2 separate regions of the Homo sapiens genome follow, and region 2 is linked to region 1. Evidence: chromatin loops called from intact Hi-C (ENCODE). Cell type or tissue: mammary epithelial cell. All regions are shown on one strand. Links, peaks and the distances in the headings refer to the core of each region. The heading gives the core; the rest is flanking DNA.

Region 1 (2,912 bases), core at 182-2,681:
GCTCACTGCAAGCTCCGCCTCCCGGGTTCACGCCATTCTCCTGCCTCAGCCTCCCGAGTAGCTGGGACTACAGGCGCCCACCACCATGCCCGGTTAACTTTTTGTATTTTTAGTAGAGACAGGGTTTCACTGTGTTAGCCAGGATGGTCTTGATCTCCTGACCTCGTGATCTGCCCACCTCAGCCTCCCAAAGTGCTGGGATTACAGGCGCGAGACACTGTGCCCGGCCCATCTGATTATCTCTTCAAGATGCTGTCTTCAAAAGCAGTCACATTCTGAGGTACTGAGGGCAAAGACCTCAACATAGAAGTCTTTTCAAGGGGGAACATTTCACATCTTAGCCCAAGATAGGGACAGAGACCACACCATGGTCTGAATGCACCTGCCTGCCTTCCGCCTACCCACTCCCACCACCATCCCCACATTCTGCTTGTCTTGATTTTTCTCTCTCAGAGGCTTTTAGCGAGGAGGTTCCCCATATTTCCTGCCCTGAGGGCAGAGTGAAAAATATATAATGCCCTGAGACAAAACGAGCTCCTAAACACCTGTCCCCAAGTGATGGAGCAGCCTCTGCTGGGAGCAGGCATCAAAGTCGAGGGGAAGCTTTGTATTCTGCTGGCCTGACTTACAAGGTAAAGTGGCATGCAGATTTCTTATTTAATAAATTCCCACAGAAAATTAGTTTTTCACAGTGGGAAGAATTTCAAGGCTTGCCGAGATGAGCGGGCAGGATCTAATCACTGTTGAGGCTTTGTGCATACACCAGGCATTGCCGATCTCCGAATGATCCAATTACTCTGCGGAGGCCCATTCGCCTTACCTGCATACTAATCATGACACAGGGGAGCAGGGAACATGCTGGCCTTTTCGGGAAGCTCCAGACGCACATGGCTGCCTCGCTGACCTTCTGCCAATTACATTCATCTCCATTCTATTAGCTCATATTTTGCCCGAAGGTGACATATACCCAGCTTAGAGGAAAACGTGCCTCCACCAGCTTCCCTCAGCAAAGACAGAGGAAGCCAGCTCTGGTGAGCACATGCAGGGCTTGCACCAACCAAGGCCCCCGCATCTGCTTTCCTATGGTCCCTCGCAATGAAAACTGGTCAATTCAGGGGGATGCATCCTTCCTGGGGCACACAGAAACATCTAAGTCAGCCTAGCTCTCATAGGTAGTGTTTGTGGGGTGGGAGGAGGAGAGACAAAGTGGTGAAATGGGGTCACATATCTAAGGCCAAGCATAAATTTTACTATTAGAGGTGCCCCCAAACACATAGACTTTTTTTCAGCCTCTGAGTTCTCATAGGTCTAATGGGGGCAAACCACTCCCACGGCTGCAAGAGACAGTGTTTTTGTCTGGCTGGCCCCTGCCTGTCTCCTTTCTATCCACTTATCATCCTCTTCCTTCTGTCCAAATGAGCTTAAGTTGTTTTATGGACCAGATGAGAAAGAGGAGCACACAGCAACTGTACCCCATAAATGCCCCCTTTTGCAAACAGGGATCTGCCCAGCCGCTTTGTGTCATGTTGCTACTGAGTAATAGGAAGTGTCAGGAAGAATAGGCATAGTCACGCATGACTTCTCAGAGGACAGGTTGATACTGGAGCATGCACAGCAGGGAGGGCAAGAGGGAGGATGACGAAGCAGTGGTGAAATATGTCAGAGCAACAAGGTAGAGTGGAGAATATTATGGCAGGTGTTAGTTTAGGAGACTGTCTTCTGAAACACTGCATGGGTTTACATTTTCCAGTGCAGAACATATTTCCCATACAGACATGCATACATACACACTCACATACACACACCCACACCCACACACACACACCCACACACACCCATCTAATACAAACAGTAAGTCGGCTCAGGCAAGTCCAAGAAAAGGCTAGGAGCCTAACCATGGGAGGCTGGAAAGGGGTGCACACGTTTGTTGAGGGTGGGGGAGTTTAGAAACACTTACCTGAGATAAGAACTGTAGTAGAGACAAGGGCAAGGTTAGCACATGGTCACTTCGATACGCGTCAAAGTGTCCATGTGGGCAGAGCTTGGAGGTGAGCAGCAGATCCTGGGGGTCTCTTTGTGAATGATACACTTTTAGTTCAGTGTTTAAAGAGTGGCAACTACAGGCCAGACAAGGCGCTTGGAATCAAAAAAAGGAGGGTGGATAGAATAAGAGATTGATGAAGGCTTCTTGTCCTCTATGATTAAATAAGGCCGGGCACGGTGGCTCATGCTTGTAATCCCAGGACTTTGGGAGGCCGAGGTATGCAGATCACTTGAGGCCAGGAGTTTGAGACCAGCCTGGCTAACATAGTGAAATCCTGTCTCTACTAAAAATAAAAACATCAGCTGGCCATGGTGGCAGGCACCTGCAATCCCAGCTACTCGGGTGGCTGGCGCGGGAGAATCACTCGAACCTGGGAGGCGGTGGCTGCAGAGTAAGCCAAGATGGCATCACTACGCTCCAGTCTGGGTGTCAGAGCAAGACTCCATCTCAAAAATAAAAATAAAAATAAATTAATTAATTAAATTAAGGAACATCTCTTCAAAGAAAGGCAGCAGAGCATTTCTCTGTGGGAAAACAGAGGATGAGACTCACCCAAATTTGGGTTCAAATTCTAGCTCTATTATTTGTCAACTGTGGCTCTTAGGCTAGGGTGCAGAATTTCTCTAAGCCTCAGTTTACTCATCTATAAAATGGGAACATTAATTCGTACTTAATGGGTCTGTTGTAAGGGTGAGAGAGGGCGATAAATAAATTTTCTGGAATATTTTCTGACTCATGGCAGGTGAACAATAATGGGTAATTGACAGTATTTAGAGCTTACAGTTCAAAAGAGGGAATATGATTAATTCATTCAAGAAACATGCATTGAACCCCATCCACGTTATAAGTACTATGACATGAATAACTG
Region 2 (2,912 bases), core at 280-2,779, 66 kb after region 1:
AGCTGAGAAGCACACCTCTCAAAGTCATCTTGAGCAAGGAAACTACCCTCTGGGTTTCTCTTTCCTGATTTGTAAAATGGTGTGAGAGCTCACTGAGGTAGTCTGCAAAAAGTGCTTAGTTCACGTTAACTGTAACAACTACTGTTTGCAGAGAGAGATTTTTTTGCGCTTGCTTTGTGACTGAGCTGTCACCAATATTAGAACTGAAAGCAATGAAGATATTCATCCATCCAAATTCCCACTTTGCAGATAAGAAAACAGAGGTCTAGAGAGAGAAAGTGACTGCTGGGCCCCAAAGATGAAAAAACAGGCTAACATGGATGTCCCAAAGTATCATTGGAAGAAAGACAGAATTTATCACCCTTGATCTAACAACCAAAGAGGACGGGCAGCCAAACAGTCATCTAAGCACATGAGATAGCAAGTTTCCCGTTCCCGGCTCATCTGCAGCATCCTAACTGGATGGGAGCCAGAATAGGATATATGATTGTATTTACCAGTGGGCCATTCTTGTTCCTCTCCACCGTCACTGGCTGCAATGATTTAACGACCACCAGACAGCCATCAGCAACTACTGGGTGGCATCCCTCCACATGCTCGCTGCATTCAAGGATAACTCTGTGCAGGTGTACATGTGGAAAGAGGCAGGCCGCCACCCATACCTCAGGAGCTGTTGTCACCTGGAACACACGTGGCAAGATCAGACACCACGCAGCTACATCTCCTACGTAATGTGTGGTAATGTGAGCATAGTACTTAAGGTGAACAAAGTGGATGATTCCAGCATTCTGGTGTTGTATTCTTTCAATATGTAATATGGAAATTAACAAAATTAACCTTGCATCATCTTCTGCCATGTAGTAAAGAGAATTATGTTTTCAAGCCCCCCCGCCAAAAAAAATTATGCAGCAATGTCACATTAAAAGTAACAACTAGCCCTAGAACTGGAGTCCACAGACATCCAGAATGCTGTACCTGTGTTGCCTCTTTCCGAAGCAGCCATCTGACACAGTCTTCTCCAAGCGCCCAACCTACCTCCCACGGGGTCCTCTGCCCCAGCCAACTCAAGGATTTATTGAGAACAGACTTCTATGCCACCAAGCATGGTCAATACTAAGGATAGTGTGATCAATGAGATAAGCACCCTGCCTTCAGGGAAGTCTGGTTGGGAAAGCCAACGTTATATAAATAATTACTGATGGTCTGCAATATAAACCACATGGAGCTCTAAAGGTAAAACAGGAATGGGGATAGAACTAAAAATCCTCACCCAGTTCTGTTGCCTGTACCCGCAAAAGAGGACCAGGAACCTCTCAGGAAAAAAAAAAAAAAAGAGGGGGCTGGCATCAAGACTTTCCCTGTGAGGTGCTTTTCCACCTCCTCCTGCCCCAACACAAGGGACTGTGTGGTAACCAGTGGGGTTGGGAGTGGGAATGTCTGTGGAGGAGGGCAGAGGGTGGCTGAGAGTCGTTGCAATTCTGAAGCTTATGCAATCTCTCAGAAAGCCCATGTCTGAGTCAGACTTGGACTGGGACAAAAATTAAACAATGTGTCCAATAAGATCTCTTAGGATTCTGCCAGCTGGACAAACCCTCATCTTAATTTGTTATTCTAGGACCCTTGGGGCTGTATCTGTGAGGGTGTTTCAGGCAGAAGATGCAGTTTGTGTGTAGTTAAAAAAAAAAAACTGAGAAAAGTCTAGCGGGACTGGAATATAGAGAGCGTGTGCAAAGCCTCCGTGGGAGGAGGAGAGGAGGTGGGAAAGGAGGATCATGAAAGTGGCAGGATTCCAGGGGGATTTGAGCGAAGCAGGAGAGACTGAGGGTTGGGAAAGGAGGCTAGAATTATGAATGAGTGTCCCCTAAGAAGGGACCTCCAAATCATGTCAGGGAATACGGGTACTTCTGCAAGTGACCAGGGACCACGCAAGGGCTCTAGGGAAGACTATCACATGACCCAGTTTCCCTTAGGAACATGTCTCCAGCTTCAGTGTGGAGGATGCATTGGAAGAAGTGAGGTTGGAGACCAGGAAACAAGTCAGAAGACAAGTAAGGAGCTAAGATCCTTAGCAAGAAAGAGGTGGCCTGGGCTGATGTGGACAAGCATTCTCATCTGGGTGCTTCTCCCCTTCAGGCAACTTTTGGCAATGTCAGGAGACATTTGTAGTTGTCACAACTGGGCGTGAGGAGGGATGCTAATGGCATCTAGTGGGTAGAGGCCAGGGATGCTGCTGAACATCCTACAACACACAGGACAGCTCCCCCGCAACAAAGAATAACCCAGCCCCCAAACGTCCACAGTGCAAAGTTTGAGAAATCCTGGGACAGGGTGGGGAAATGGAGATGGAGATTTGAGATGTGCCTGGAAGGCAGAACTGGCAGGACTTGGGGATGAAGTGGACGTGAAGGGCAGAGAATAAGGAAGTATGGAGGATGGCTCCTAAAGAAGAAGGTGGGTCATGGTTCTGTTCACTGAGATGGGGAGCAGAACAGGGGGAGCAAGTGACAGGTATGACTGAGTGTCTCCATTTAGGACCTGTTGAGGATCATGCTCCCAGATGTTTGCAGAGGAAAACTCTGCCTCAGAACTACCCCACTGCCAGGCAAAGGGTCTTGGAGCTTCCTTTCTGCACTAAACTTCTCGTGCCCTGCCTGTCTACCTGGACTTCCCATGTCCCAGGGTCTCAAGCCTTTAGGTTTCTCTCCTGCTAGTTGGGCTCCCCTGGGCCCAGCCTCACCCCCCAGCTGCAGAGCCCATGTCCCCCTTGGTGCTGGCGGCGGTAGCAGCAGACGGAGCTGCCCTCCCCGGCTCAGCCTCCAGTCACTGCACAGCCTCACGACTAATTAAACATCTGCTGCAAGCTACAATTTGCTAAATTGCCTCACACTCTAACTTCTGGCAGGGACTAATCT

The links. Hi-C counts contacts between places; a loop is a spot of excess contacts. Peaks named below come from ENCODE experiments on the same cell type or tissue, not always from the same donor. Only the 100,000 strongest peaks of a DNase experiment are listed, where the experiment ranks them.
Region 2: a loop joins it to region 1, with 16 times the contacts of the local background. A loop is called at or near these places in 2 of 110 quality-filtered maps.

Annotation. Positions count from the first base shown.
Region 1 is chr16:5,902,013-5,904,924 of GRCh38, reverse strand. It overlaps a transcript of RBFOX1 not described here. Among named protein-coding and RNA genes, the nearest start is that of RBFOX1, 120 kb to the left of the region's middle. In mammary epithelial cell, for the core only: no CTCF peak of the experiment used is centred there; a DNase peak (open chromatin) is centred at 1,594.
Region 2 is chr16:5,836,028-5,838,939 of GRCh38, reverse strand. It overlaps a transcript of RBFOX1 not described here. Among named protein-coding and RNA genes, the nearest start is that of RBFOX1, 180 kb to the left of the region's middle. In mammary epithelial cell, for the core only: no CTCF peak of the experiment used is centred there; no DNase peak of the experiment used is centred there.